Linked DNA regions of Homo sapiens: regions 1, 2, 4, 5, 6 and 7 are each linked to region 3. Evidence: chromatin contacts called from ENCODE Hi-C or POLR2A ChIA-PET data. All regions are on one chromosome and are shown on one strand. Each heading gives the region's core, a stretch centred on a gene start or an enhancer-like site at or near the end of the contact. The rest is flanking DNA. Distances are from core to core; before and after follow the strand shown. Region 1 holds the start of ARHGEF12 (Rho guanine nucleotide exchange factor 12). Region 2 holds the start of EI24 (EI24 autophagy associated transmembrane protein). Region 3 holds the start of HSPA8 (heat shock protein family A (Hsp70) member 8). Region 4 holds the start of PUS3 (pseudouridine synthase 3). Region 5 holds the start of STT3A-AS1 (STT3A antisense RNA 1). Region 6 overlaps GRIK4 (glutamate ionotropic receptor kainate type subunit 4). Region 7 holds the start of CHEK1 (checkpoint kinase 1).

The links. A loop is a pair of places that touch in the nucleus more often than their neighbours do. ChIA-PET counts read pairs that join two places held with the same protein, here RNA polymerase II (POLR2A). Pooled maps may share reads with other maps.
Region 1: a loop to region 3 is called in a map of sigmoid colon, with 12 times the contacts of the local background. The contact joins the promoter of ARHGEF12 here to the promoter of HSPA8 in region 3. A Hi-C loop is called at or near these places in 6 of 168 maps with a recorded cell type or tissue (CD8-positive, alpha-beta T cell, ascending aorta, gastrocnemius medialis and 3 more), 7 of 37 single-sample maps with no recorded cell type and 24 of 50 pooled maps. POLR2A ChIA-PET finds 5 or more read pairs at or near these places in 2 of 52 experiments (BJ and CD4-positive, alpha-beta T cell).
Region 2: a pooled map shows a loop between it and region 3 (10-fold over the local background). The contact joins the promoter of EI24 here to the promoter of HSPA8 in region 3. A Hi-C loop is called at or near these places in 4 of 50 pooled maps. POLR2A ChIA-PET finds 5 or more read pairs at or near these places in 3 of 52 experiments (AG04449, GM12878 and activated CD4-positive, alpha-beta T cell).
Region 4: a map of B cell shows a loop between it and region 3 (24-fold over the local background). The contact joins the promoter of PUS3 here to the promoter of HSPA8 in region 3. A Hi-C loop is called at or near these places in 1 of 168 maps with a recorded cell type or tissue (B cell), 2 of 37 single-sample maps with no recorded cell type and 4 of 50 pooled maps.
Region 5: a loop to region 3 is called in a map of CD8-positive, alpha-beta T cell, with 17 times the contacts of the local background. The contact joins the promoter of STT3A-AS1 here to the promoter of HSPA8 in region 3. A Hi-C loop is called at or near these places in 6 of 168 maps with a recorded cell type or tissue (B cell, CD4-positive, alpha-beta memory T cell, CD8-positive, alpha-beta T cell and 2 more), 10 of 37 single-sample maps with no recorded cell type and 14 of 50 pooled maps.
Region 6: a map with no recorded cell type shows a loop between it and region 3 (13-fold over the local background). The contact joins the enhancer-like site here to the promoter of HSPA8 in region 3. A Hi-C loop is called at or near these places in 4 of 37 single-sample maps with no recorded cell type and 2 of 50 pooled maps.
Region 7: a pooled map shows a loop between it and region 3 (11-fold over the local background). The contact joins the promoter of CHEK1 here to the promoter of HSPA8 in region 3. A Hi-C loop is called at or near these places in 1 of 37 single-sample maps with no recorded cell type and 7 of 50 pooled maps. POLR2A ChIA-PET finds 5 or more read pairs at or near these places in 2 of 52 experiments (AG04450 and activated T-cell).

Annotation. Positions count from the first base shown.
Region 1 is chr11:120,334,900-120,339,121 of GRCh38, forward strand. It overlaps ARHGEF12 (Rho guanine nucleotide exchange factor 12), which reads left to right and starts at 1,514. Exons shown (of 41, transcript NM_015313.3): 1 at 1,514-2,376. The coding sequence starts at 2,345. RefSeq lists a silencer at 1,101-1,970.
Region 2 is chr11:125,567,832-125,571,863 of GRCh38, forward strand. It overlaps EI24 (EI24 autophagy associated transmembrane protein), which reads left to right and starts at 1,646. Exons shown (of 11, transcript NM_004879.5): 1 at 1,646-1,742. It overlaps STT3A-AS1 (STT3A antisense RNA 1), which reads right to left. Exons shown (of 4, transcript NR_132372.1): 3 at 2,459-2,611; 4 at 277-287. RefSeq lists enhancers at 1,310-1,811, 2,314-2,363 and a silencer at 1,314-1,873.
Region 3 is chr11:123,060,826-123,064,628 of GRCh38, forward strand. HSPA8 (heat shock protein family A (Hsp70) member 8) reads right to left here and starts at 1,311. Exons shown (of 9, transcript NM_006597.6): 1 at 1,239-1,311; 2 at 295-504. The coding sequence starts at 499. LOC124902775 (a long non-coding RNA gene) reads left to right here and starts at 1,837. Exons shown (of 2, transcript XR_007062927.1): 1 at 1,837-2,706. RefSeq lists enhancers at 1,060-1,229, 1,790-2,059 and a silencer at 1,380-1,769.
Region 4 is chr11:125,901,899-125,906,093 of GRCh38, forward strand. It overlaps PUS3 (pseudouridine synthase 3), which reads right to left and starts at 1,308. Exons shown (of 4, transcript NM_031307.4): 1 at 1,272-1,308. It overlaps DDX25 (DEAD-box helicase 25), which reads left to right and starts at 2,610. Exons shown (of 12, transcript NM_013264.5): 1 at 2,610-2,682; 2 at 3,314-3,380; 3 at 3,655-3,699; 4 at 4,176-4,195. The coding sequence starts at 2,620.
Region 5 is chr11:125,590,049-125,594,252 of GRCh38, forward strand. It overlaps STT3A-AS1 (STT3A antisense RNA 1), which reads right to left and starts at 2,520. Exons shown (of 4, transcript NR_132372.1): 1 at 2,370-2,520. It overlaps STT3A (STT3 oligosaccharyltransferase complex catalytic subunit A), which reads left to right and starts at 2,804. Exons shown (of 18, transcript NM_152713.5): 1 at 2,804-2,870. RefSeq lists enhancers at 1,789-1,958, 2,076-2,670.
Region 6 is chr11:120,700,693-120,704,999 of GRCh38, forward strand. All of the region lies in intron 3 of GRIK4 (glutamate ionotropic receptor kainate type subunit 4), which reads left to right. Among named protein-coding and RNA genes, the nearest start is that of GRIK4, 190 kb to the left of the region's middle. Within about 2 kb of position 2,004, at least 3 of the 41 ENCODE cell types and tissues checked have a DNase peak (open chromatin) inside an H3K27ac peak, as active enhancers do.
Region 7 is chr11:125,623,798-125,627,560 of GRCh38, forward strand. It overlaps CHEK1 (checkpoint kinase 1), which reads left to right and starts at 1,366. Exons shown (of 13, transcript NM_001114122.3): 1 at 1,366-2,215; 2 at 2,952-3,036. The coding sequence starts at 2,972. LOC118567325 (a long non-coding RNA gene) reads right to left here and starts at 2,097. Exons shown (of 1, transcript NR_170378.1): 1 at 1,340-2,097. RefSeq lists enhancers at 1,532-2,041, 2,858-3,401, 2,962-3,011.

The sequences.
Region 1 (4,222 bases), core at 264-2,763, 2.7 Mb before region 3:
TATGAATGGGATTCCTTCCGGTTGCATGTAAACACTCAATTTAAGAGTCTTCAGGGTAGAATTGTCATGCTAGAATACACCAGCAGGTGGCAATGTGTCCTGGTCTCATCATTAGGGAAGTGCCTTGGCTAATCTGCTTCTATTCTTTCCAAAAATAAACATTACAAAATTAGTTGGCTGTGCCTTGAACCTAAAAAATCGAGCAATAAAGAGTCGTCTCTGGTCTCTGTTTATCTTTTCCTTTTTTTCCCCCCCGTTCTAACTAACGTCAGCGTGAGCTCATGCCTCTATTCGGGGATAATGATCCTTTCATGAACTGTTGCGGAATGACTTTTTGCAACAGCATTGTTAAGAGGTAATTGTTTCCTCTCTCCACATCCACTGTTTATTAGATTTGATTTGCTACTTGGATTCCACAAAATGGCTGAAATCCCTTGTCACCAACATAGGTTTAAGCTCAAAAGTCTGAAAATAGTTGGATAAAGGGAATAGCCACTTTGGATGTTTGCAGGCAGAACTGAAGAACTGTATTACATGTGGTACCTAAATTGCCAAAATACTGAATTATTCAATCATAAAACTAGATGGGTATCTAAAGCTCTCTACCCAGTAGGGGAAAAAACCGAAAAACCGTTTGGGAATCCTTCAGAGAGAACCGTAATGCTATTTACTGGATAAATATACTTCATTTTCTTCTCCCAGTTCTTTCCACAACACGCTTGTTAAGTCGCCATGGAAAGCACCATGCTTTATCAATTTGGCAAATAACACATTTCATTTTGCCAAGGCAGAAACAGCCTAAAAGTAATATTTATACCGAGAAACCCTGGCTGCAGTCCCCAGCTGCTCTCCCGCAGCCCTGCGCCTCCGGCTCATGCAGCGCTCTCCCCCCGGAGCCGGCAGGTGCCCAGGTGAGCGGGGCCTGCGGAGGCAGCGAGGGGCGCCGGCCGGGAACCGGCAGAACGCGTGCAGCCAGAAGACAGGAGAGATAATACATTCCCTTAAGTAATAAAAGTTTCCAGGACAAGGGGGGCTGGTAATTTTCAAAGAGCCTCCCGGCACGATGTCCTCGGGATCTGGGGGGCGCTCTCGGGCGGTCTCTGGTGAAAGTCGACTTAGTACAAACTGGACTCGAAGGGGCATGTCTCGGCACTCAGGGGCCCAGGCGCCGCGGGAGGTGGGTGGGCCTCCCGGGGCTGCACGGGTCCCACCTCCCTCTGCCCCGTAGGACTACTTTGCCGCTCTCCCAAACCGGGCTCCGGCGGAGGCGTCCGTTCAAGGGCGAGAGCGCGGCCCTGAGCGGCGGAGGGATCCCGGGTGAGGCGGCTTCCCGAAGTCAGAGGGGAGGGGGCCATAAAGTCGGCGGGGGACGGGAAGCGCGAGCTCGCGCCGGACGCGGCCAGGGCCGGGAAACCAGAACCGGAACCGGAACCCGCGCGCGCGCCCGCGGTTGCGCGGCCCCCACGGCCGCCGGCCTCCTCCGCTGTCTGCGCGCGCGCCCGCGAGGGCCTCCAGAACCCGGCGAGCCGGCCCTGCGCCGGGAGACGCCGCCGCCTCCGCCTCCCGGACCAGGGCTTCCAGGCCGGGCCGGACGGGCATCTCCCGCCCCTCGCGGGGAGCGTCGGGGAGGAGCCGCCGCCTCTGGCGATTGCGGAAGAGTCCGGGCCTCAAAGGGATGGGGAGCAGTCCGCGGCGCTGAGAGACCCGGGTCCCTGTCACCTCGGGCCGCGGGACCTCTCCGCCGGCGCCAGCGGCTCGTCCCAGCACCGGGAGCCTGGTGAGGGCGGCGAGCACAGAAGGAGCCCCGGGCCCGGGACATGGAATCGCGCGAGCCCGGCGCGGGACGGCCGGAGACGCGGCCAACGCTGCGGCCACGAGCAGCCGGCAGCCCCAGATAGAGAGCCGGGAGGGAGGGCCCCGGCCCTTGCCGCGGCGGGGAGTTCGAGGCCCCGAGACTCCGGAGGAGGAGCCGACACCCGTCCGTGAGCTGATCCCGCCCCAGCCCCGGCGGGAGTCCCGGGTCCCCTTCCCACTGCGCGCGGATTTCCCTCTCTGAGGAAGTTTATCCTTGTGCCTTCTGGAGGATTTCTCTCTAGCTCGACTCACTCTGGACTGACTCGCTCCCTGGCTTTCTCAGTTCGTTTTGGGAGATAACTTGTTTTGCTCCAAGCCGCATCCGTTGACCCCTTACAGTCGGATGGTCTAGATGACTGAATGGAGTTTTGAGTTGGACTTTTGTGTCCCTGACGGAGTTGGGCCTGATCCCAGAGCACTGGGGGTGGGGAGGAGGTGTTACTGTAAAATGCAAGTTGGATAAAAGGAGGACCTCTCGCCAAGGGCCCCAATGAGTGGCACACAGTCTACTATCACCGACAGGTTGGTATGAATTCCTCCTTCGTTCGGCCTCCCGGAATCGGGCCCGACCTAGCAGGGGAGTCGGTGATTGCAGATTGCCTTTGGCCAGCGAAGTTGACAGGCAGAGGAAAGAGGGTTGTTTCGGAGCTGTGCAGTTAGCCTGGGGTTGCTGCCGAGTTATCCAGTTGATTGGCTTTTGGAAATGTAATTTTTCCGGAGAGAAACTTCCCTTCCGATTCTCAGAGAAGGGGGAGGCAAAACCATGATTGTGGTTTTCCGCCTGTAGTGTGCATTAGGATTGTGTACTCGTCTGGAAATCAGAGGAGAAGGTCATTTTAGGTGAAGGTCGGTGCCTGAAGTCGGCTCGGTATTGGTGTATTATTTATCAGCTTTAGCCGTGTCCTGCAGTAGATTCTCAAGACAATTACATTTTAGGAATTTCTACCTGTGAACTTAATGTTGAGCCTACTGCATGGTGATCTGGGAACTTGATCTCTTTCAGATGTTGACCTGCACGGTGTTTAATTATTATCTAATAACTTTCCAGAATGTTGACATTACCAGTAAATCACAGGTTCTTGCTGGAAGCAATGTCCAGGAGCTGAAGAAATGAGGGTAAATCATGGGGTTTGCTTTTAATTCTTGTATTTAAATATTTCGTCTTCCAGAAACACTTGGCGTTTAAGAGATATAAGCCGTAAGCATAGTGTAAGCGCGCAGCTGAATTTGTTGAGTTCTGTGTCTGTCCTTTATAGCACCTACCAGTGTTGCATGGTGGTGGGTGGCGAATTGAGCTAGACCATGTGTGGTTGAAGTGCAGTTTGCTTATCCTAAGTTACTCTTGTTTATAGGGTAAGGGATAAAAAGCATATTGATTCCTTGACCACATTTCATTCTCAATTTAATTATGACACTGCATGCTAGTCCCAAATTTGTCAGCTTGCTTTATTTTTAAGTCAGTCTTCGAATTATTACACCGTGAAAAAATAGATCAAGTAACTGAATTAGAGGGCCAAAGCTCTTTGATGAAAAGTGCAACAATAGTGCTTCTGCACAAAGTAGTCTTAATTTCCTAATAAGAGTTTTACCCAATTGTAAGACTCATTTGTTGATTTTAAAAGGGCCAAATTCCATTATCATACCATAACAGCTACTCCAGAAACAGAACTTCCTCTTCCTGTTGATGCTTTCCAGCATCACATGAATGTTCACTTAAAAGAGTCTGTTAAATATTTAAAGTATTTATATTTACTCTTTGTGTATTTTTCAAAGTGGGTTTTCATTTTCAATGAAATAATTTTTAACTTTTCCAAGAATACACTTAAGATAAGTATTGACAATGCTTATCTTACTTTCTTCTGGTTATCCCCATTTTTTTCCTTTCAGGGTGTTTTGCTTCTGAGAAATCACTTTTACGGGTGTGGGGATAATTGTTTTCCTGCTTCATTCAATTCTCGCTCTTTCTGTTGAGCCTGTAAACAAAAGTCTTGCTAGGAACTAATGTAATGTTGGTTTTCATTGCGATGCTGAGGTGTTTAATTTATGGAAACAGAACGGACTCATTCCACACACAAGTGAGTGAAAAGCCCTCAAGTAATGGTTTTTCTTCAGCATTGCTTCTCAGGGATTTTCCTTGTCTTCTCGTTATCTTGGAAATAGAATCTTGGAATTTGTATCCTCTTTATAACGTAGATGGCATATAAACATTCAATAAATATGAAATTACTGAAAGCCTGTTTCTTTTCTTTTTCTTTTTTTTTTTTTTTTTTGGCCAGGCACTGTGCAGGCACAAGAGATTACAAAATGAATATTGTAAGATTAATCTGCAAATTGGTTTGGGCATTAATGTTTTTTGAACTGGTTCAGG
Region 2 (4,032 bases), core at 396-2,895, 2.5 Mb after region 3:
CAAACTTCCTCATTTGTGAAATTTGGAAAATAATATCCTCTACTTGTCCACAAATAGCATCTAATCATACATAAGCATGTGAGAGCTCTTTAAAAATGCAAGGTATTAATTATTATTGGTTTTTATTTTAAATGTGGTTATACATGTTGAGATTTAAAAGATTTCCTCCCGGCCAGGCGCAGTGGCTCACGCCTGTAATCCCAGCACTTTGGGAGGCTGTAGGTGGGCGGACCACGAGGTCAGGAGATCGAGACCATCCTGGCTAACACGGTGAAACCCCGTCTCTACTAAAAATACAAAAAAATTAGCCATGCTTGGTGGCAGGTGCCTGTAGTCCCAGCTACTCAGGAGGCTGAGGCAGGAGAATGGCGTGAACCCAGGGGGCGGAGCTTGCAGTGAGCCGAGATCGCACCACTGCACTCCAGCCTGGGAGACAAAGACAGACTCAGTCTCAAAAAAAAAAAAAAAAAAAGATTTCCTCCCATGAAGTAAGCCAGAATAAACTCATACCTACTAAATTCTTTCTAAAATCTTTTCTAAATTGACACTCTTGAGAAAGAATAGAGCTTGGAGGAAGAGCTATTATTATAATTAATAGCACAATAATCAGTTTGTCATTAAACCACTTAGGTCTCTTTGTAACAAGATTTCTAAGCTTTAGTAGATGGATTCCTTATTCTATTCTATTTTATATTGTTTTGTTTTGTTTTATTTTATTTTATTTTTCGAGACAGTCTAGCTGTGTCACCCAGGCTGAAGTGCAGTAGTGCGATCTCGGCTCACCGCAACCTCTGCCTCCTGAATTGAAGTGATTCTCATTCCTTAGCCGACCAAGTAGCTGGGACCACAGGTGTGTGCCACCATGCCCAGCTAATTTTTTGTATTTTTAGTAGAGACGGGATTTCACCATCTTGGCCAGGGTGGCCTCAAGTGATCTGCCCGCCTCAGCTTCCCAAAGTGCTGAGGTTACACGCATGAGCCACCGTGCCCAGCCACTTATTTTATTTCATTTTTTAAATTTATTATTATTATTATTATTTTGAGACTGAGTCTTGCTCAGTCGCCCAGGCAGGAGTGCAGTGGTGTGATCTCGGCTCACTGCAACCTTCATCCCCTGAGTTCAAGTAATTCTCCTGCCTCAGCCTCCTGAGTAGCTGGGACCACAGGCAGGTACCACCACACCTGGCTAATTTTTGTTATTTTAGTAGAGATGGGGTTTCGCTATGTTGGCCAGGCTGGTCTTGAACTCCTGACCTCGTGATCTGCCTGCCTTGGCCTCCCAAAATGCTGGGATTAAAGGCATCCTGTTACTAATTTCACAGGATTTTAGAAACGCAAGCAGCGTTGTGGAGTCAATGGGGGAGGGCAAAGAACAGGAGGAGAGATCTGTGAGAACGGGATCGGCGAGGAGGCGACGGGGAGGAGGCGACGCGGAGGGGTGAGGGGTCCTCTCCGCCGCCAGGCGGAGTTGGGAGCCGGACGATCCCGCACGCAGCGCGAGGCGGGACCCCGGACTGACTACATTTCCCAGTCTCCGTCGCTCCGCGCGGCCCACCCCTTCGGCTCTGGGCCCCGCCTCGTGGTGCCGGCTGGTTCTTCGCGCTCGCCCGACTTCCCAGCGGCCCCGTGCGGCCCGGGCATGCCCAGTGCGGGCGCAGCGGCCCCGGCCCTGGAAGCGCCCCGGCGGAGCTGGCCTGCGGTGGGCTAGGGGCAGGGCCGGAGCCGCGGCGGCGGAGCTGTGGGTAGGTGCGGGCTCAGCCGAGCTAGGCCTCGGGGCCGCCGCGCCGCCCATTCTGAGTGGCAGGGACCGGGAGGGCAGGCAGGGCCCGAGCGTGGGTTGGTGGGGCTACCGGCGAGGACCCCTTATGGGAAGGGGCCGGAGGGAGCGGGACGGGGCCGGGCACATCCCCGGGCGAGGCTGCCCCAGGTGCGGCGCAGCTATCTTTAGCTCCCTGTGTGACCCGGAGCGTGCGTGATCCGCACCTCGCGTGATCCGTACCTCGTGCACAGTTGTGCCTAGGGAGACCAGTTTTCTGCCGAATTGCCTAGGAGCTGTGGGGAGATGGGCCTGAATGGACCCGTGGACTCAGAGGCAGCCCGTGGAGCCCCGTGGGAAGTGAGGATGTTTACCTTCCCTGTACCTGGAGTGGGCTACGACAGCTTCCTGTTTGCCGAGACTTGGGTTTAGTGACTTAGAAATAAAAGTGTGTCTCAGCAGATGCTTATTAGCTTCTAATGACTGTTGGGAATTTAATGGCATTTGTATTTCCAGGTTTGAGAGGTTATTTGTCCATGGGATGCTCGTGTTAAAACAAAAATCTTCATTGCAAAGCTTAAGTAAAAACAAGTCTCGACCGAGGTAACGTTAGAACACCGGGTTCTGAGGTTCACTGTAGCTGCCATTCATTTGCTGTCAGTCTGGGCAAGTCATTTAACTTCTGAGACTGGGTTCTCTCACCTGTTAAATGAGCCAGATGCATCTTCATCTGTCTAGCTCAGCTGTAGGATTCCCCCTGTGTCATTCAGTCTGTGTGTGTGTTCTCAAATTGTGGCAGGTTATTTTTCCCCATGCCTCAGCTATTTGTCAGACTGGGTAATTCACCAAATATTCCTGTAGGAAGGATGTTAGGATCTAAGTATAAAAGTGAAGTGATTTATCCTTCATAGGTCACTCTTAGGAGGTGTCCTGCCACTTGGTACATGCAGAAACCAGGTGTTAGCTGGCCAGGGATCAAATGACACAGCTGTTGTGGACTGAGACAGAATGTTTCAGGTTCCCTGTCAGTTCCCTGTGAGAAATCCAGGCCAAGTAATGGGCTTCCTTAAACCTCCAAGCTGGCTCACTTTGGTGGGGTTGTGTTTATATAGAATTTTAAGTTTTTTTCATGCTGTTGTGCCCTATTAGATGCAAGAAACCTATGAAGAAGTTTAGTACCCTTAATTTATAGATGAGCCAGTGGCAGGTTACGGGAGTGGATCTGTGAGTCTTTACAAACTAGTGTCGTGCATATCACTGAGCCTTTGCTAGTTATCTAGCTCAGCTGCCCTCACCTCAACCCTGAGAACATGTCTGTATGGCTGTACCTACGCGACTGGAACTCTGAGGTGTTTGTTTTCAGGAGGAAACAGTGGGAGTATTAACAGAAGTTTCTTACCCTAGAGACTTCTATCCGAAGTGAGCCTATCTGTGTAGGATTTGACCTAAGGAGCAGAGGGTATATACAATGTTGGGCAAATTGCCTTCCTACTGCCATATCCCCTGCTCTTCCAGTTCTGAATGGCATTAGTCCAGTTGGGTCAATGAGGAGCAGTTTGGTGAAGTGGTTAAAGGTCGGGGAAAGTGTGCTTATATTTTGAAATTTAAGGTTTGTACAAGCTGCTTGTGAAATTCTGTCTTTGTATTATGGTCATACCTCTTAAACTGAGAATACTGCAACTTGATTGAGTGAGTGTTGAGAACTTTAGAATATCAGGTTCTTAAAAAATGCCTGAAAGTGGGTTTTCTATTCATCTTAGAAGTCACCACAGATTAAATGAGAGAATAGTATATTAATTACAAGTATTTCTCACATGAACTCTCAAGTTCTTAATTTTTGAAACTAGATATCCCATTCACCTGAGAAATAAAATGGGAAAGCCTTACTGTTTTAAAGACTGTTTATACATATGAACTTTTTTGAGGCCTAGTTTAAAATCCACTATTTATTGCATGTTTATTAAAATTGTATCTGTATATATTTAAAGTTAGAAAACAGAAAAGACCAGCCGGGCGTGGTGGCTCATGCCTGTAATCCTAGCACTTTGGGAGGCTGAGATGGATGGATCACCTGAGATCAGGAGTTTGAGATCAGCCTGGCCAACATGGCGAAACCCCATCTCTACTAAAAATACACAAAATTAGCTGGGCGTGGTGGCGGGTTCCTGTAATCTCAGCTACTCGGGAGGCTGAGGCAAGAGAATCACTTGAACCTGGGAGGTGGAGGTTGCAGTGAGCCGAGCCCAGTGTTGCACTCCAGCCTGGGCAACAAGAGC
Region 3 (3,803 bases), core at 61-2,560:
TTCAATTTCATAGCTCTTCTGATAAAACTCAAGTCCATGATTACTCAAATACCTAACAGTTCATAGGTAGGTGAATTCAACTACCATATAGGTAGCAAAGGTTCAAACTTCAACCTCCTACGTTATCCAGATTTCAGCCTGAAAGGTTTCTACAACCTGTTTTATAACAGACTTGATAACAAGTCTCTCAGCTCAGTTTTTCTAAAATCAAAAAGTTCCCTCCTCACGTTTCATAAACTTTTGTGCTTCCTAGCCCTGTTATATTTGTTCTGTCATTTAAAATTAGGAACTCACCAAAAACTGTGTTGGTGGGGTTCATTGCAACTTGATTCTTTGCGGCATCACCGATCAACCGTTCAGTGTCCGTAAAGGCGACATAGCTTGGAGTGGTTCGGTTTCCCTGATCATTGGCAATTATCTCGACTTTTCCGTGCTGGAAAACACCCACACAAGAGTAGGTGGTGCCAAGATCAATACCAACTGCAGGTCCCTTGGACATGGTTGCTGAAAAAAAGAAAAATCTGGTTTAAAAATTCAATTAATCAAAATATTTCCCTCATCCCTTAACAGAACACTTAACCAGGAAAAACGTATGGCCACTGCCAAGAGGTAATAGTGCCCATCACCTCCTGTCTAAGCACGCGCGAGGTCCAGAACTAGTGCTGCAGTCCAGGTTGCCGTGCCAACCGCAGCAGAGCACGCCCTAGATGAAGGACCCATCTACCCAGACGGCGTGGGGCGTTGCTCAACACGTGGTCTTACCCCGAACTGAGCACTGTCTGTTCCCCTCCCTCGCCAGGTGCCAGTGCCCCCGGGAGTCAACGGGCTTTTAACTACTCCGGAATGTACCCCCATACTGGAAGCACGCCAAGAACAGCTCTGAAGAACCACGGTGGGACTGGACTAAGCAGGGAACTGGGTGAAAGAAAACGCTGGCTCCACTTCCCCGCGCGCCAGGCAAACCGATGCAGCAACCCTCCCCCGCCACGCGGCCGCCGGGCGTCTCCCAGCCTCCCCTGGGGCCACTGCGGCCCACTCCCTACATTTCCGTCCTGCCGGCTGCAACCAAATACCGCTGCCATCCCACCGAAAACTGAGGCCCTTTAAGCCGGTAGAAGGAGCCGCACACTCGCCTCGACGAGATTCTCAGAACCCCCAAGCCTCAGCAAGCCCAACAGGCCTGTGTGGAGGCTGCACGCTCCCAGACCCACAACCCAACTCTTGAGCAGAGGTTTTACCTGGGGTGTAGGCCTGGCTCCAATAACGAAGGAAGCCACAAAAAACCCAAGAGCTGCAGGCGAGTTCAATGAGACCGGTTTCCGCCCGCCACCCTGCCTCTTATACCCTATCTTAGAACCTTCCAGAAGGGGCCCGCCCCTGCTGCCTGCCATTACGGCTTCCCCGGCCAATAGACGCCCGGCTGCCCTTACAAGACCCAATCACAAGCCCGGCTCCACTCCTCGGGCCTCGCCCCCTTCCGCACCCACCCCACCGCGCTCCGCCTCACGATAACGCACTCACCGCAGCGTTCTGGAACTTTCAAGCTCGCCCCCGCTCTCCGGACGGCCCCGGGGAAAGGGAGGGTGGGGCGCAGCGAGTCCGCGCGCGGGAGTCCTCAGTTACCCCGGGCGGGGGAGGGGAGCGTCCACCTCTACGCATGCGCCCCCAGCTTCCGCGGGAGGGAGGGGGCGGAAAAAGGAGGAGGAAGAGGGGCGGGCAAACTTGGAACTAACCAATGATAGCGGCGCTAGCCGGGATCTTGGCCGGCACAGAACTGGGGGCGGAATCGCGCGGGGCCTGAAGGGAGGGGTTTGGGCGCGGGAGCCGGGCAGGAGAAGACGGAAGTGGAGCGAGGACAAAATGGCTGCGAAGGTTGTTGCTCCCCTCCCCCACCCACGTCCGAATCCTCCTTTCCATGCCCCACCTTCGTGTTCCAGACGGGCCTCTAAGTGCCCCGGGTTTCGCGAATCTGTATTTCATAGCGTGGCTTTGGACAAGGGCTGACCCCGAGGGGCTGGGGCGAAGGTTCCGGCTTCAGGGTGCCACTAGGGCTGCTCGCTCACGGCCCCCCAGGATTGGGATTGGAGGGAGCCGCCAGGCCGCCGCGGGGTGGGGCGGGTTAGCTCGGCAGGCCTCCCAGCACCTGCATTTCCCTACGGCAACTGTCGGGAGGCAGCCCCCGACGCAGAGGTTTAAGGGGCCCGGCTTTTCAGAACCGCCTCAGGACGCGGTCGTGTCTGGATCCCTCCGCGGAAAAGAAGGCGAAACCGCTTCTCTGAGCCCTGACCGTTAGGCCCCTTCCCACCTCCGTCTAGAACAGATTCGGCTTCTTGGCTCAGTCCTTCCCCAACTAGCCCAAGCCCTACATTTCCCCGTTGTTTATAAAATAAACAGGTTTAAATGGTGGCGAGTGTGTTCTTGGTTAGGTGAACCAGGCATTAGGAATCATAGGTTCCAGTAGCCGTGCGTCCTTGATTTAGACTTTCTGAACGTTTGTATTTTCAGTAACATGAGGTGATATCTTTCCTGGTTTGACTTTCATCAAAAATTAAACGACAGACCATACCGACGCTTTGAAAACGTGACTGAGCTGGTGCACAAAACAATGGTGCCTAGAATTTTGAATTGTGCAATGTTGTGCATGGCCGCGGATATGTGGGGCCTTGTGGTTCCAAGAGCCTGTCTCAGGTACCTTGAACACTCCCTGTATCCTTTCAAGCAGGCGAGGTAGCTGTTATTCCTATTTAGTAGATAAATAGGCACCGATGGGGGAAAAGATTTTTTAAGGCTACACCAAAAGAACTTTTAGTAGCAGGGCTGGAATTAGAAGGTCTCTAGACTGCGAAAAAGGCTGTCAGAAGAGCGAGGACATCTTGTCCTTGTCAAAGCCAGTAAAGGGTAGAGACAGACTCAAACATATGAAGAATTTCCTTTTCATATTTTCCTTTTGGGGAGGAATGTTGGCTTAGAGTTCATGGAGATATATTCTTAGCCTCTCCCACGTCCCAAGAATTTAATTTTATACAATGCTTTCACTACATACAAAATGCTTTCATTTGTCATTTAATCATCAACACAATTCTCTAAGGTGTGTATTATTCATCCCCATATCAGGGGAAAAATGCAGCTCAGAGATAATCATTTGTGGGAAGATAAGCAGCTGGGTAAGCTAGAATCAAATCTAGCTTTTTTTTGGTTCAAGATTTGTTTTATGTTTTTTGTTAGTTACGCTACAGTGTAATTTCCTTCCTGGAAATAAATTGAACTCAACTCCAGAAAGAGTTAAGATATGTACTGTGAGCCACTGTTTTCAGTTTCCTTTGGTATTTGGAACCCCCAGTCCCCCACGCTAACTGCTAGTAATGTTATCTGGAATCTTTCTTTTCACACCCCAGTGCCTAGAGTTTAACAAGCACAAATTTTAAACTACACCCTGTGCTGTATTTTGCGTTTTTGTAATTATTTTAATCATTGAATAGTGGAAAATAGAATTGGGGCGCACATCCACTTGTTTGGGATATCCCATCCAATAGCAGTGATAAAAGAAAGCAGAACAAATAACCTCTGTTTCTGGTTACTCTCAAAACGCGTTCTGGGACTTGGGCTATGTCTTATTAAATGGAATGATTTACCGTTTATATATTTAAAGCTCAGAATATGATAAAGGTCCTGTCTCCACCACTTCAAACGCACAGGGTTTCAAATGACACAGTTAAGATCTAAAATTAAAGTTTGGTTGCATGGGACTGCAGTGGAGCCTAGAGCCTAGGACTTCTGACTGGATAAAAGGATAATGATTTAAC
Region 4 (4,195 bases), core at 58-2,557, 2.8 Mb after region 3:
ACCTAACGAGTAGTGGGATTAAAGGTAATTTGTATTTATACCTCGACTTTTTATGAGGTCAAAAATTACATGGTGATTTTAACATGCAAAACACTCCAGTGATTATTTGGATCTCAAAGTCCAACATTACCAAAGTCTCCAAAGTTCAACTCCCGTGCTAACTAAAGAACTAGGCCAGGGAGTGAGTCTAGTTGGTCATAAGGCAGATTTGTGGCAAAAACAGGACTTGGTACACTACAGTGCTTTTTCCAGCACACCTTACCCTAATTCAGGGTGAAGTGCAGGAGTTCCCAAGCAGACGTTTAAAGTAACACCCTGGCCAGGGCTGCGAAGTAACCACAGAGAGGGAATTCGTGTGTCCCCTAAGCACCAATTACAAACTAAAACGGCCATCACCAGATGTTCCATACATTGGGCCAGGCGCCGTGGCTCACGCCTGTCATCCCAACATTTTGAGAGGCCAAGACGGGGTGGTGGCGGGGGGGAGGGGGGGTCGCTCGAAGTCAGGAGTTCGAGACCAACCTGGGCAACACAGCGAGACCGTGTGTTAATTAAAAAATTAAAAACTAGGCTGCCAAGATGGCGCACGCCTGCAGTCCCAGCTAGTTGGAGGCTGAGGTGGAAGGATCGCTTGAGCCCAGGAGGTAGAGGCTGCAGTGAGCAGTGATCACGCCACTTCACTCAGCCTGGGCGACAGTCTTAAAAAAAAAAAAAAAAAAGTCCTAATCTCAGGAACCAGTGGGTTAACACATAAATAGCATTCCTCTTGATAAACTTTATATTAATCCAAAGGGAAGAAGAGGGAGTACTGTCCAAAGGATTAGCAGACACGCACTATGATCACTAGAAAGCAATCGTGGTCTGTATGTAAGGCAATCCCCAAAATAATTTGAAAATTGCTGCCACAGCCTCCCACATACTCCTGGGTTCTCAACTTCTACTGTTTTATGAGCACCCAATTCTAAGTGGGGCAGCAGAGCACTTTTGTACTCCACAGTACAAGTACCACTGAAGCTCCCGTCACAACGGAATTAAAGACGACCCTACTGCGGCGAGTTTCCACCGAGAGCTCCAGAAAGTACCAGGCACAAAAGAAAAATACATGGTCTTAAGCGAGGTCTCATTTCCATACGGCAATGCTTTCCTGAAAAGACCAAAGTATGTGAAAGAGGGCAAAAAGAAGACAACAGACAACCGTTCAGCAGTGTGTCCATTTGTCCCTTCCCCTGTGGAACCCAGAAAGTAACCCACTCCAAAAATCCCACACTTACTTTCCGGCAGCCGGCCGCGCCGCGTTTCCGAGAAAGGAAGCTGTCACTGTGCGTCTTCTGCGCAGGCGCCCGAGCCCTCATGGGAGGTGTAGTCCAAGTTTGTGGGAAATGTAGTTCTGAGAACCGAGCTTGGTGCTAGAATCTACCTGAGGTTTTCTAGTCCAGCTACCGTTTCTCCGCCCACAGGGCAGAATCTGGGCCTGTGGCGGGACAGCAATAAAAGGAGGAATTGTAGTGCTACGCTAAAATAATAGAAAAAAGGTAATTTTTCAAATTCTGCTATCCTTATACGAAAACTAAAAGATTGAAGATCTTGGCTCGATTTTATACCTAGTTAAATGAGAAGAAAGTTACCATTGAGAGACAAAAACATTTACTATTAGAATTCAAATTAAAAGCTGAAATGAATATGATAATCTCAAAACAAACGACTAGGTGCCCTGAGAGTGACCGAACAGAGCGGGGAGCGTTGCTTCAGCACCACGGAGAGATCATGACTGCAGTTTCGTGTGGGTTTTTGTATTTTTGCCCCCAATTCCAGAAATGCTGATCAAAATCTCAAAATTACAATTAGAAAACTGGGGGGCGGGGGGGAGGTGGAATTTGGTTCTTTCGTCCAAATTGAGCGGTCATTAAATCATTAGTACCAGGGATCCAGGGATCTATACCGGATTATGCAAACGCATGTAGGACGTAGAGGTTATACCGAAAGGTAATGTTTTTAACAAGAGACCACATTTCAGAATAAAAGCTTTAAAAAGCCTATGTGGAACATCACAGGTATCTAGGGCAGGAACAGCAGTTAGAGCTTGAACAGTTCTGCTTCCTTTCCGCAACTGTGGCATTCGAGGTCATTCGTCATATCAAATTCATCAGATTTTGTCTCCACTTTGCTAACCAATTCGCTAACCTTTCTGACATCTTGTGATGTGGAGGCGGAAATTTCCAGGGAAACCGACACGGGGCGTAAAGCGCGGCGGGGAGTCCGGGGGGCTCCCGCCTGGAGGGCTGTGTGAGCGGCGGGCCGCGGGGCGGCGCGGGGGGCGCTCTCCACTCTGCGGAAGCTGCCCCCTCTGCCCTCCGGTCCGCGCCCTTTCGCCCCGCTCTCTGCCCTCCGCCCCGCTCTCTGCCCTCCGCCCCGCTCTCTGCCCCCCGCCCCGCTCTCTGCCCTCCGCCCCTTCCGCGCGCCACCCAGCCTTCCAGCGCCTGCGCGCCGCACCGCGGTGGTCGCGGGCGCGGACGCGGACGCCTGCCCCCTAAGGAAGCCCATTGGCCAGCGGATGGGGCCAGCACCGCCTCGCGCCGGTGGTGGAAGCACGTGCTGGGGGCGGGAGCAGCAATCGCAGCCATGGCGTCGTTACTGTGGGGAGGCGACGCAGGGGCGGCGGAGAGCGAGCGGCTGAACAGCCACGTAACCGCCACCGAGCCGGGGGGCCACAGCCGCGGGGGTGGAGCTCCCACTCGCAGAGGGAGATCGGCTGGGAGGGGAGGGAGAGCCCGCGAGCGTTCGAAGTGGGGCGTCAGATGCTGGAGGGGAGATGCGGGAAGGGTTTGGAAGAGGGCCACAGAGGGAGACCCCGTCCCCACCCCCACGAGAGGCAAGACCTTTGGTTAGAAAGGGCAAAAATGACGACCCCTGGAAATCCAGGGTGGGAACGCAGCTGGTAGTCCCAGCTAGACCCCGAGTTTTCTACTCTGCCCATTTGCCCATTAAGCCTCACCTCGCTTCCATCCATTTGCCAGCGCACTTTCCTAGCCACCCTCCCCTTGTTGGTGCCGTGAGCCCCAAGTACTGCCCAACTCTAAACTAGAGGCCTAGGAAAGAGAAACTGCATGTACAGGGAATACAGAAAATCTCCAATTTTAGGGTAACTCATACAGGAAACCCAACCTTGAAAGGAATCTGCTGCTACCTAATATTGCAAAGGAAGCAATACCCGGGTGTCCTTCCCTGAATCCCTCCCAGCCCCTGTGGTAGGGAAGCACTGGGCTGCTTGAGGGCTTGCATCCTAATATTGGTTGAAATTTGTGTCTCTCAATAGTTTTCAAACCTCAGCCAACCCCGGAAGAACCTTTGGGGTATTAAGAGTACTGCAGTCCGAAACATAGGTGAGTGCTGTTAGGGCAAAGCAGAGCGACCTCAATGATTAAAAAGTATTGTTTTGCTTTCATCACGTCCCTGCCAAGTGAAACACCGCGGATTCATTAGTGTGACATTCAGCACTCTCCATTACCTTCCCAATCGTTTCGTCCATTCCTCCATGAAATGACTCTTCTTGCCAGTAGACACTGAAGAGTCAGGAAGAAAAAATTGAATAGCATGCTTTACATTTGTGCTCAGCATTTGTCTTTACTTGTATTGTTTCTCTTCCATCCTTTCCAGATGGTTCTATTAATAACATCAATGAAGATGATGAAGAAGATGTAGGTAGGAGATGAATTCATTTGCATGTATCTACTAGCATTCTGTTTCCGTTTATAACTTTAATAGTGTGAGTGAATAATATAATCTCAATTGGAAAAGGCCTGTCTTTGCTTCTGTTTTCTTATAGTGACTATCAGGAGACACACTAAATTAGGAGTAAGGTGTATTTATTTAAAGGAAGTTGAAATGGAATATGCAGGGATTGGGTTCAGAACTTCCATCTGTCAAGGATTTGGTCTCATGGAGATGGACTTAGGCTACTTTGAAGTTAGAGGATGGTGAAGTAACAGAGCGTAAGAAACTGAATCCTCATAAAGAACGAATCCTCAGTGCTATATCATTCTTTCTGGAACCCTCTTTTAGAGGAAAAATGAGCGTAGGTGCAATTGCTTGGTATACAACCACTGAAAGAGAAAGAGCAACTTATTTGATGTCATTCAGGAAGCTTGATGTCCTCTTTTTTATTTTTGCTTTTCTAGTGGATTTGGCAGCTAATTCA
Region 5 (4,204 bases), core at 1,270-3,769, 2.5 Mb after region 3:
AAGTGCTAGGATTACAATCTTGAGCCACGACACCTGGACCTCCAGGTTTGTTTATAATAATTATAAAGACTTTCCTATGAGTTTGTTTTCCTTTGATTTTATTCACAAATAAGCCTTTCCTCATGGACTGGTATCAAAGACTCATCCTAAAAATAGGATTAGATTTTCAAACTTTGTTCTTTTTTTTTGAGACAGAGTCTCCCTCTGTTGCCCAGGCTGGAGTGTGATGGCGCGATCTCAGCTCACTGCAACCTCCGCCTCCCAGGTTCAAGCAATTTCTCCTGCCTCAGCCTCCCGAGTAGCTGGGATTACAGGCACTTGCCACCAGGCCCGGCTAATTTTTGTATATTTAGTAGAGACGGGGGTTTCGCCATGTTGGTCAGGCTGGTCTCGAACTCCTGACCTCATGATCCGCCCGCCTCGGCCTCCCAAAATGCTGGGATTACAGGCGTGAGCCACTGCACCCGGCCCCAAACTTTGTTTTTTAATAGTACATTTTGACTTGTGAAAAGGTTTACTTAATTTGATCACTTGGAAGCTTAAATGTATTCTAAGAAACATGTTTAATACTTTTTTTTTTTTTTTTGGTGGGAGAGTCTTGCTCCGTTGTCCAGGCTGGAGTGCAATGGCGTGATCTCAGCTCACTGCAACCTCTGCCTCCTGGGTTGAAGCAATTCTACTGCCTCAGCCTCCTGAGTAGCTGAGATTACAGGAGCCCACCATCGCGCCTGGCCTACTTTGAAAAAAATTAATAAAAACTCTAACATCTTAATATTCTTTTTCTTTTTTTGAGACGGAGTTTCGCTCTTGCTGCCCAGACTGAAGTGCAATGGCGCGATCTTGGCTCACTGCAACCTCCAACTCCTGGGTTTAAGCGATTCTCCTGCCTCAGCCTCCCAAGTAGCTGGGATTACAGGATCCTGACACCAAGCCCAGCTAATTTTTGTATTTTTAGTAGAGATGGGGTTTCACCATGTTGGTGAGGCTGTTCTCAAACTCCTGACCTCAGGTGATTCACCCGCCTCGGCCTCCCAAAGTGCTGGGATTACAGGCGTGAGCCACCGCGACCGGCCTTAATATTCTTAGGTTAATACTTAAAAAAAAACAAAAGAAACTTGAACACAATCTTTCTAATTTTAATGCCCCCCTCCCCGCTTTTTTATTTTTAAAGAGAAAAAACTTCTTTTTGAGACGGAGTCCAGCTCTGTCGCCAGGCTGGAGTGCAGTGGCACGATCTCGGCTCACTGCAACCTCCGACTCCCTGGTTCAAGTGATTCTGTGTCAGCCTCCCGAGTAGCTGGGATTACAGGCACGCGCCACCACGCCCAGCTAATTTTTCTATTTTTAGTAGAGACGGGTTTCACCATGTTGGCCAGGATGGTCTCTACCTCCTGACCTCGTGATCCGCCCGCCTTGGCCTCCCAAAGTGCTGGGATTACAGGGGTGAGCCACCGCGCCCGACCAAAACTCGTATTTTGAAGAAGCATTTACTCCAAGTTCTGTAATTCCTTCAGGCTCAGCTTCAGTTTCCTTTTGTTAAAGTAAAATTACATCGAACACTTACTACTAAAAACAAAACCAAAAAAAAGCAGATCTATTGAATCATAACGTCCTGGGGCGAGCCTGGTCATGTGGATTTTGAAAAAAATGCATGTGATTCTGAAGCAGTGATTTAAATAATGACCTTTCAATAAGTGGTGGGTTCCGTTCATGGGAGAATAGGAAACTGCGTGAGTGGTAGAGGCAACAAGTTCGAAGAGCTGCGAGACGTTCCCACTCTCTCTGGTGTAGCCTTGGCTCACCGAGGCGCGCAGGGAGTGGAAGTGCCTGAGGATAAAGGTGTACACGTGCGAGTCTGAGATGATGGAATTGCTGCTCAAACTTCGTCCCCTTCTCTGCCCTCAGCAAACTTATTGGGGGTCGGGGAGCGCGTGGGGTGCGAGAGAAGAGAGGCAAGTTAGGATAGGGAGAGCGGCTCTCTGGCCGGTATTTTAACAAAGGGCTGAACTGACTAAGCATGGCCGGGCTGCCTCCCGGTCTCCCGAGGAAGCCCGCTTGCTGCTGGGGAGGGCTGTGCCTCCGCGGCGGTGGCTGTCTCAGCTGGCAGTAGAAATGCTTCCAGCTTAGCCCCGACAACCCCTTTAGGCCTAGGCACGCTCTTTCACAAAACCAGGGGCTGTGAACTCTGTCAAGGTTCCCAGGTCCATCGCAGTTACCAAGGCACAGTAAAAGCTCGAGTCAACTATCAGGCACATCCTGCAAAAGACGAACTGTCTGGACCAGTCCGCGTTTGAGTTTTAATTGAGAATAAATAGGTAGAAAATGCTTCCCTCCTCTCCTTTCACCTTGTATTAGGTAACAATTTCTACCTTAAAAAAGACGGGAGACGAGCGGCTCCGCATTCCGAGTTACTGGGACTTGGAGCAAGGGCCTATTTCAGCGTAGTTTCCGCTTCTTGTCACATGACGGGAGTCAGTGGGCCGCGCCTTCCCACTGCGACTCCCCGTGGGTCCGCAAACCGACACGTCACTCCTCGGCCCTCAACCAAACTGCTTGGGGCACGTTCTTTCCGCGCTCTTGACTCCTACGCGCCGGCCTATGACAGCTCGGCGGGAGCATACAGACCTGCCTCTAGACTGCTAAGTGATAGCTGTAATGACCAATTAAAAACTTGAATCGCGGCCCGGTTTACGCCTCCGGATTTGACAGACAGTTCCGAGACCCTATCGCTCTCCAGAAGCGTCCTATTGGCCTGGAGCCAGCCAACGGGGGAGCGGTCCGGGAGGCGGACCCGGCTCCTGCCAGGGTTGGGTGCGCCGCTGAACGGATGGCTGAGGGAGCCCCGCGGATCGTTTAGGAAAGCCGGCCAGGTGAGAAGGCCGTAGAACGTAACTTGAAAATCAGCGGCAGGTGCAGTCCATGGCGTTGATGGGGCTGAACGAAGTGCAGGAGGCAAAACTCTAAATGGGGGTGGAGAGCAGAGCTTAGGGCCTTGCAGAGGAGGGGGCGTGGGGCGTGGTGTGGGGGCTTCCTGGATGGAAGGATGCGAAGGTCTAGGGAGGGAGGGTAAGGTGGGTCTTGAGAACAGAGCGTGGGAAAGACTGGGTCCTGGGACTAGTTATGGAGGGGAAGGCGCGTAGGATGCTGGGGTGATGAGTGTCCCGCGCTGAGGGGTATCAGAGGTGGTCAGTTCTTTGAGGGTGGGAAGAAGAGGGAGGTGGGACCCGCTGGAACGACCGGAAGGGAGAAGAGAGTAAAAGATCGTGAGAGGGTGTGGAAACGTGTGTAGGAAAACGGGGCTGGGGAAATTGCAGTCTGGGAAACTAGAGGCAGGGTGGCAGGAGATGCCACAGCTTGCAGGGCACAGTTGAGGAGAGCAGGTTGGTAAGTGTTTTAAGAAAGGTGTCTTTGCTCTTATTTGCTTGGCGGTGTGCGAAAGTGACCAAAGAGCACGAGATGAAATCTCCCTTACGGCCCTGCCCTCAATGACTAGCTCGTTTACTCAAGTTTTCAAGTAGAGATCCTAGCAGTCTCATTTTGGTGTGTGGCTCGTATCAACGCAGTGGTGTTAAGTTTGTTCCTATTTCAGGCATTCCAGAAAACAGCTGCAAACCCTGAGAGATATGGCTGGATTGTTGACCTCCTGGAGTAGTTAGGCCTTTATTTTTAGTTGCAAAGTAAGCTTTCCCTTTGGGACTATACTTAAACACATTTCTAAACTGCTCTTCTGGGACAGTTAATTATGGAGAACATGCTTGACTTCTCAGTGTTGGGGCTAGCATTCTATATGCCTTCCACCTAGTCCAGTGTTGTTGTTGTTTTGTTTTTCTCCTTTATTCCAATAATAGTGGGAAAAAAGATTCATGGAGGAGGATAGACAAACGTTTGTTAAGGGATACACAAGTACAACTAGATAGGAATAAATTCTAGTGTTCTATAGGATAACTATTATTAGGAGTATAATTAACAACAAAAATACACAATTTGTTGTATATTTTCAGATAGCTAGAAGAGTGGATTTTGAATATTCCTAAGACAAAAAAAATAAGGTGATGAATCTACTAATTATTTCCCGACTTGATCATTACACATTATATACATGTACCAAAATGTCACACTGTACTCCATAAATATGTACAATTATGTGTCAGTCAAAAAGAATAAAAGCAAAACATCTTGAATGGTGTTGCATATCCTTTGTTAT
Region 6 (4,307 bases), core at 754-3,253, 2.4 Mb before region 3:
GTGATCCGCCCACTTTGGCCTCCTAAAGTGTTAGGATTACAGGCGTGAGCCACTGCGCCTGGCCAATTTTTGTATTTTTAGTAGAGACAGGGTTTCACCATGTTGGCCAGGCTGGTGTCGAACTTCTGACCTCAGGGGATCCGTCCGCCTCAGCCTCCCAAAGTGCTTGGGATTACAGATGTGAGCCATCGCAGCCGGCCATATTACTGCATTTTTACTGTACCTTTTCTATATTTTGGTGTGTTTATATACACAGATACTTACCACTGTATTACAGTTGCCTCCAGTATTCAGTACAGTTACATGCTGTGTAGGCTTGTAGCCTAGGAGCAATACGCTGTTTCATGTAGCCTAGGTGTAGGAGGCTATACCATCTAGGTTTGTGTAAGTCACTCTGTGATGTTCACACAATGACTAAATCACCAAACAAAGCATTTCTCAGACCGTATCCCATTGTTAAGCAATACAGAACTGTACAATACGGTTTTATTAACTTTAATCTTCATTTTGTACACTAGATCTCTAAACTTGTTCTTCCTATATCTCTGCTATTTTGTGTCCTTTGACCTGTATCTCTCCAATTCCTACCCCTCTACCATGCCCACTCATAATAACCATTGCTTCCTTCTCTGTGAGTTTGAGCTCCTTTTCTAATATTCCACATTTAAGTGAGATCATGCAATATTTCTCTTTCTGTGTCTAGCTTATTTCACTTGGCATAATTTCCTCTAGGTTCATTCAGGTTGTGGCAAATGGCAGGATCTCCTTTTTAAGGGTGAGTAGTATGCCATTGTGTACACATACCACATCCTCTTTATCCACTCATCCGTTGATAGACACTTAGGTTGTTTCTATATCTTGGCTAATGTGAATAATGCTGGAGTGAACATAGGAGTGTGGATATATTTACAAGGTGATTCCATCTCCTGTGTGTATATACCCAGAAGAGGGATTGCTGCGTCATATGGTAGTTCTATTTTTAATTTCTTTAGGAACCTCCATATTGTTTTCTGACTTAGATTTTAAAGGGATCACTCCAGTTGCTGCATTGAGAATAGGCTGAAGGGAGATCCATTTAGGAGGCTCTTGCAGTAATCCAGGTGAGAGAGGTTGCTGGCTTGTCCAGGATGCAGCAGTAAAGGTGGTAAGAAAGGTTGGAATTCTGGATAGATTTTGAAGGTAAAGCCAACAGAATTTCTTGATGGTCTGGATATGAGATGTGTATGTGTAAGAGAGACAGATCAAGGGTGATTCCAAGCTTTTTTTTTTTTTTTTTTTTTTTGAGATGGAGCTTCACTCTGTTGCCAGGCTGGAGTGCAGTGGTGCGATACCGGCTCACTGCAATCTCTGCCTCCCAGGTTCAAGCAATTGTCTTGCCTCAGCCACCCGAGTAGCTGGGACTACAGGTGCACGCCACCACGCCTGGCTAATTTTTGTATTTTTAGTAGAGATGGGGTTTCACCATGTTGGCCAGGATGGCCTCGATCTCTTCACCTTGTGATCCGCAGGCCTCGGCCTCCCAAAGTGCTGGGATTACAGGCGTGAGCCACTGCGCCTGGCGACTCCAAGGTTTTTACCTTGGTACTTACGAGGGTAGAGTTGGCATTTGCTGCAGTAGGGAAGGAGGTTGGGCTGGTTTAGGGGTAAGAGGTGTCTGAGCCGAATCTTGGTATGCCAAATGTGAGATGCCTGTTAGACAACCTGTGGAGATGCAGGGTGGCAGCTAGAATGTGAGTCTAGAGTTCAAGTGACAGAATTCTACTGGAAACGTAAATTTGGGAGTAATCAATATACAGATTGTACTTAAAGCCACGAGACTGGGTTTGTACAGACAGAGAAGAGGACAAGGACAGAGCTCGGGGGTGCTTTGAACTGAAGAGGTCAGAGGGATGCAGAGGAGCCCATAGAGGAGGATGAGAAGCAGCAACCAAGGGGCAGGAGGAAAGCTGGGTCAGCATGGTCTCCTGGAAGCCAAGGGAAGAAGTGATCAGTGTCACAAACCTCTTGAGAGGCCCAGGGAGACGAGGACTGACAGGTGGGCTCACTGCTCTGGAGATTTTTGTTTCACTTTGTTTTTAATGCTCCACATTAAAACAATATCCCATGGGTCATGGCCTGAGGACGTTTCTATCTGAGTAGAGCTTGAGGCTTCAGCCCTGCAGAAAGCAGGAAGGAAGATGTATTTGTATCGAAAAGAAAAAAGGAAGTTACCAGCACACTTTTAAGTTCACTGTCTTGTTTTATTTCCATAAGTCCTTTTAGGGGAGTATTTGTAGTGCTTTGCCCAATTTAAGATGAAGAAAATGAGGTGCAAAAAAGCAACATAGCTGCCTTTAGTTCAGAGGCTTTGAAATCAGTGTTGGTCAATAGAACTTTCTCGATGATGGCAATGTTCTGTATCTGCTTTGTCCAGCATTGAATCTGTGGGCTACCTGTGGCTACTGAGCACTTGAAATGTGACTTTTTGGCTAGTTTTTAAATTGCATTTGACTTAAATTCATCTAAATTTAAATATAAAGAGCCATCTGTGGCAAGTGGCTACCTTAATGGACAGAACAATTCTAAGTGGTCATATTTACACTAGATTTAAACCTGGGTGTTCTGATCCAAGGCCTGGGGTCTTTCAACCTACCCTCTGCTTCCCAAGAAGGTAGCATAATGTTCTAAAGGGGGCTGGATTGGCTTGAGGTGATGAGTCTTGGAGGGTGGATTTGGAGAAGGAGATAATGTATGTGACCTAGGCGTGGTCTAAAGTTCTAGGGTTTATTAGCCAGTTTACAAGCTCTCTAAAGTCTCCTGAAGCCTGTTTCTTCCACTGTCAGCCCAACCCAGGCTGTAAGGTTGGGCTTACAGGAGTAAGGGTGAGGACCCAGGAGTAAGGGTGAGGACAGGAGGGTATATCTAGTATATGTACCACTTATAAATCCTACCGTCTGTCAATTTCCTTCATGAAACTTCCCCTGTCCACTCAGCCGTATCTCCTGAGCAGCAAATCATTTAAATTCCTTTGAAATACTGTTACTTAAACTTGTTTTTGGACACTTAGATTGTACCTATTATTACCATTACTATTTCGGTTGTGTCTGTGTGCTGCTTTCTGAATCTCTTTATAAACTCCTGGAGGCAGGTGAATTATGTCCTGTTTCCTATACATGGTAGGTACAGGATGGGGTGGTATAAAGAGCACTCGTCTTGATCATCTTTGGTAGCACTAAAGCCAAGAATGATGCTTACAAAATTGTGGGACCTCAACAGATGTCTGTTTAATAACTGAATGGCTAAACTTAGAACCACATAGTTTTAGTTTAGATTTCTGAGTTTCCGTTCACTAGCTTTGTTGCCAAAGGCGAAAAACGAAACTCTTTGAAACCCAATTTGCTCATCTGTCAATTTGTTCATCTATCAAAAGCAGTGTATTTCTTGTGTTCTCGTGAGGGTCAAATGAGATAATAACCATAGAAGTTTTTGCACAGTGCCTGGCACATAGTAGGTGCTTATTTATTAAGTGTTAATGTTTCTTTACTTTTCTTATGATGATATATATGCGGTTTATTCTTCACTAGACTGTGGTCTTATGGCAAATGGGGATTGTATTTTACTCACTGTTGTCCTCCATAGCACTCACACAGTGCCCTGAGCATATTAGGTTCTTAGGAAGAGCTATTGGATTTATTGCTTGCTGGATACCTCTGGTCGCAGCTCAGGAGATGCAGCTGAATGAGACATGACCCAGGGCCAACAGGGAACATTTGGGAGTGCCCAAGCTTAGAGCAGTCACAGCCTCTATCTCAGCTTCGAAGCCTGCACGTAATTTACAGTCTCATTCCTTCTGTTTCTCAAGTGGCCATTTAAATTCTTTAGATTGCAGGGCTGTCATAGATAATTCCTCTACTAGAATGTAAGCTCTGTGAGGATAGACATTTTTGCTTGCTGTTGTGTCTAGAACAGGGCTGGGGCATGGTATGTGGTCGGTAAATGTCAGATGAAGGAATGAACACAGGTGGGGCATGGGAAGCAATATTGTACAACATAACTCTGCAAACTTTTTTTTTTTTTTGTAAAGGACCAAAGAGTAGGTACTTTAGACTTGTATACTATAGTATCTCTGTTGAGATTATTAACCTCTGCCATTCTAGCTCAAATGGAGTCACAAACAACATATAAACAAATGAGCAGGTCTATGTTCCAAAAAATGTACTTTACAAAAACAGGTGGCATGTGGTTTTCCAGTTGTCCCAGAACCATTTGTTGAATAGACTGTTCTTTCCCTAGTGAATAGTCTTAGCACTCTTGCCAAAGATTAATTG
Region 7 (3,763 bases), core at 116-2,615, 2.6 Mb after region 3:
AATAGAGGCTATTTCTATGTATTCTGTCTTTAACTGGTATTCTGCTGGAGTCTGTATATCTTTTTTTTTTTTTTTTTCAGGCTAAAAAGACTCCATCAGACACACAGGAAATTTGCAGGTCTTCCTCTTCGTATTCTTTGTTTTCAGCACACAGTGAGGAAACAAGAGAAAATGGGATAAATGATATAAAAACTTGCTTTTATTTTTATACCAGGCCCTGTGGCTCGCTTCTGTAATCCCAGTGACTTGGGATGCTGAGGTAGGAGGATCACTTGAGCTCAGGAGTTCCAGGCTGCAGTGAGCTAAGACTGCCCAATTGCACTCCAGCCTGGGTGACAGAGCAACACACCCTGTCTCCAAAAACAACAAACTGTAAAAAGATTACATGAAGCCTAATCTGTGATGTCATGATTCAAAACTATACACATAAGCATTTTAAGAGTTTTTTCCTTGATTTTTGTTCCTGACTTTGCTTCTTTAAAAGAAATGTGTGTTTTTGTTGTTGGTTGTTTGTTTTTGAGACGGAGTCTTGCTCTGTTGCCCAGGCTGGAGTGCAGTGGCACAATCTCTGCTCACTGCAGCCTCTGCCTCCTGGGTAGCTGGGATTACAGGCACTCGCCATCGTGCCCGGCTAATTTTTGTATTTTTAGTAGAGACGGGGGTTTCACCATGTTGGCCAGGCTGGTCTTGAACTGCTGACCTCAGGTGATCCATACGCCTCAGCTTCCCAAAGTGTTGGGATTACACGTGTGAGCCACCAGGCCCCGGCCTTGAGTAACATTTTATACTTGTTTCACTTTACTATTATCATAATAGCCAGTTATGCTTAGTGTTTGTATGTGGCCCAGTCTTAAGGACTAAGAAAATATATATGTATATATATAAAATATATACATATAAAAAAATATGTTTTTTTCCTACGGAATCATGCTGTTGCCCAGGCTGGAGTGCAGTAGTGCTCACTAACCTCTAACTCCTGGACTCAAACGATTGTTCTGCTTAGGCCTCCCAAGTAGCTAGGGCTACAGGGACACACCACCAAGCCCGACTAATTCCTAAATTTTTTTATTTGTAGAGATGGGGTCTCCCTATGTTCCCCAGGCTGGTCCTGAACTCCTGGCCTCAAGCCATTCTCCTGCCTCGCCTTCCCAAAGTGCTGGAATTACAGGCAGGAGCCACTGCGCCCGGCCAGTGCTGGAGAATGTAATGGAGATGATCCTGCCTATCCCTGAGTTCCAGTCTAGTTTACTGTCAGAGAATACTTATTTCCATTTTTCCTATTTTGTTCTTGAGTCTCTTTCCTCAGAATTTACTTTTCCACTTAAATGACGTACGCAGCTTTTAAATTTGCGTTGTAAGATTTATTTTGGCTCTCCCCGCCTGTTCTTTGCACATTAAAAATGAAAAAGTTTGTAGAACTAAGCTAAGCAGATGGTCTTCCTGCAAAAAGACCGGGCTGAAGTAAAGCATTGTTTTGGAGCTGGTTCACAGAAAAAAGGCAAAACTGGTTATCCTGACTTCAAGCTCCAACATAAACTGCTCGCTTTCTCCGGGAAACTTGCCCCGCCACACACACTTGACTGCGTGGCCAGTTCTTTCGAAGCCTCTCGCTCCCAACACGGAGTTCCTCCCATTTCTTCACAGTCGGCTCTCAGCAGCTGCTGCTGGTTTCTCGGCTCCAGCACCACGAGTACCGCACTCTGAGGTTTACAAAGCACTCTGCTTCACCGACTGTGATCCTCACAGTCCTGTCCGGTGGCCTCACGCAGGTGGCGGTGCAGCCTTTCAGGCCCAGAGCGGCCAGGAGCGAAGCCCGCAGCCCCGCCTGGAAGCGCAGCGCGGTCGGTCGCGCGCCCCTGAGGCTTGGAGGCCTGGGCTTCCCCCAGCAGCGCTCGAGCACCGCCCAGTCGAGCCTCACACCGGATGCCACTTCATATTTGGGCCCAGAGCTCAATTCGCGCCGATGCGGTCCGCCGTCCTTAAATCTCTTCAGCCAGGATCTCTCCCCGACTGCAAAGCAGCCCTGGGCGGGAGCGGCAACATCTCCACGTCACCCTTTTGGAGCCGCCGACATTCAGAGGGGCAGGACACGGGAACGCGCGCTGTCTTGCTTTACGGCGCGGGTGCGCGAGTTTGCGGCAGCGTGACGCCCTCAAGTTTTGGCGGGAAAAGCGCTGCATTTGGATTCCTGCAGTGGTGGGCAAAGGACAGTCCGGTGAGGAAGGGCGGCCGGTAGAGTAGGGAAGGTTTCTAAAGAAGGAGTTCGGGGTCTAGATTAGTGAGGGAGGGCATGGTGGGAGAAAGTTAGCATTGACTAGCGCAGGGGATTGGAGAGACTCCTGCGGAGGGGCGGTTTCGGAGGGTGGAGGAATGGTACCAGGAGGTTCCCGTTGTGGGGGCGGGGGCAGGAGGGACTAACCCGCTGCTAGCTAAGAACCCCAAGGAAGAGTCCCAGCCCTTCCTTTCGCCTCTGGGGGCAGTTTGGCCCCGCCCCGGCCTTTGGGACGGGTGGGGCTGTGGATGGGGATGGGAATTGGAATTGAGCAATTGGGAGGAGGCGCTGCCGCAGGCGTTTTCTGCCCCATACCGCTCCCTATATCCTCTTCCTCTCTTCCCCAGACCCCCACCTCTCCCTCCTCCTTCCCCAGTCGTTCGCCGGAAAGCATTTGTCTCCCACCTCTTCATAACAACAATTAATTTCCTCTGGGGCCTGAGGAGGGCAGAATTTCAACCTTCGGTGTGCTTGGGAGTGGCGATTGTGATTTACACGACAAAATGGTCAGGTTTAGAATAGTTGTTCGTGGTTGAAAGACTTGGATAAATGTGGATGAGATAGAAGGGGAAGGCAAGAGCTGTTAATTTTCGTGGGCAATCCTGGGGAGAGGCGGGGCTCAGTGGCTTCACTGGTGATCTTACACTCTACATCTTTTCTGGATTCCTGCCTTTTACAGCCGAGGTGCTCGGTGGAGTCATGGCAGTGCCCTTTGTGGAAGACTGGGACTTGGTGCAAACCCTGGGAGAAGGTGCCTATGGAGAGTGAGTTCTTTTAAGCTTGCCTTCGTTTTCTGAGTGCATATTCATTGTTTTGGAGTCTCACACTCTGGTGATTTAGAAAGTAGATGTTTGAGATCCAAGGGTTTTGGCAACTGAAGTTACACAGCCTTTTGCTAGGATTAAAAATTTTTTCCTTCCCTTTAAAAAAAAAAGTTTTCTTTGTAGAGAGCTGGAAGGGACACGAAGTTATTGTTTCCATGCCCACAAATTGCTTCTCAGGGTTTAAGCATTGCGGTTAATGAGCAAATGAGCAGACTCTGGAGATTGCCTGCCTGGTTTCAGATCCTTGCTCTATCACATACTGGTCATTGTTTTGTGATCTTAGGCAAGCTTCTTAATGTCATTGTGTACCTCTCCTTCACTACCTTTAGGGTGGCAATAATCGCATCTACCCCATAGGAGCTTAGGACAGTCAGTTACACAAGCACATATAGTATGGGATTAATGCTCTTAAAAGTATATGAGTAGAACATGTATATATGTGATGTGGCTTAGAATTATCTCAATCTATTTTATGAAGCGTTTATTAAATGACTTGTGTGACAGCATAATGACGTCTTTGGAGGGTTAGCTATTGTATTTCACATTTTAGAAAAGAGTAGTGTGTGTTGAGAACATAGCAGAAACCACTTCCTTGGTTTCTCCTTTGTGGAAAAAGTAATAGAGGTAAAATCGTTTTGGATGAGTCATGTTTAATCTTTGGAAGTTT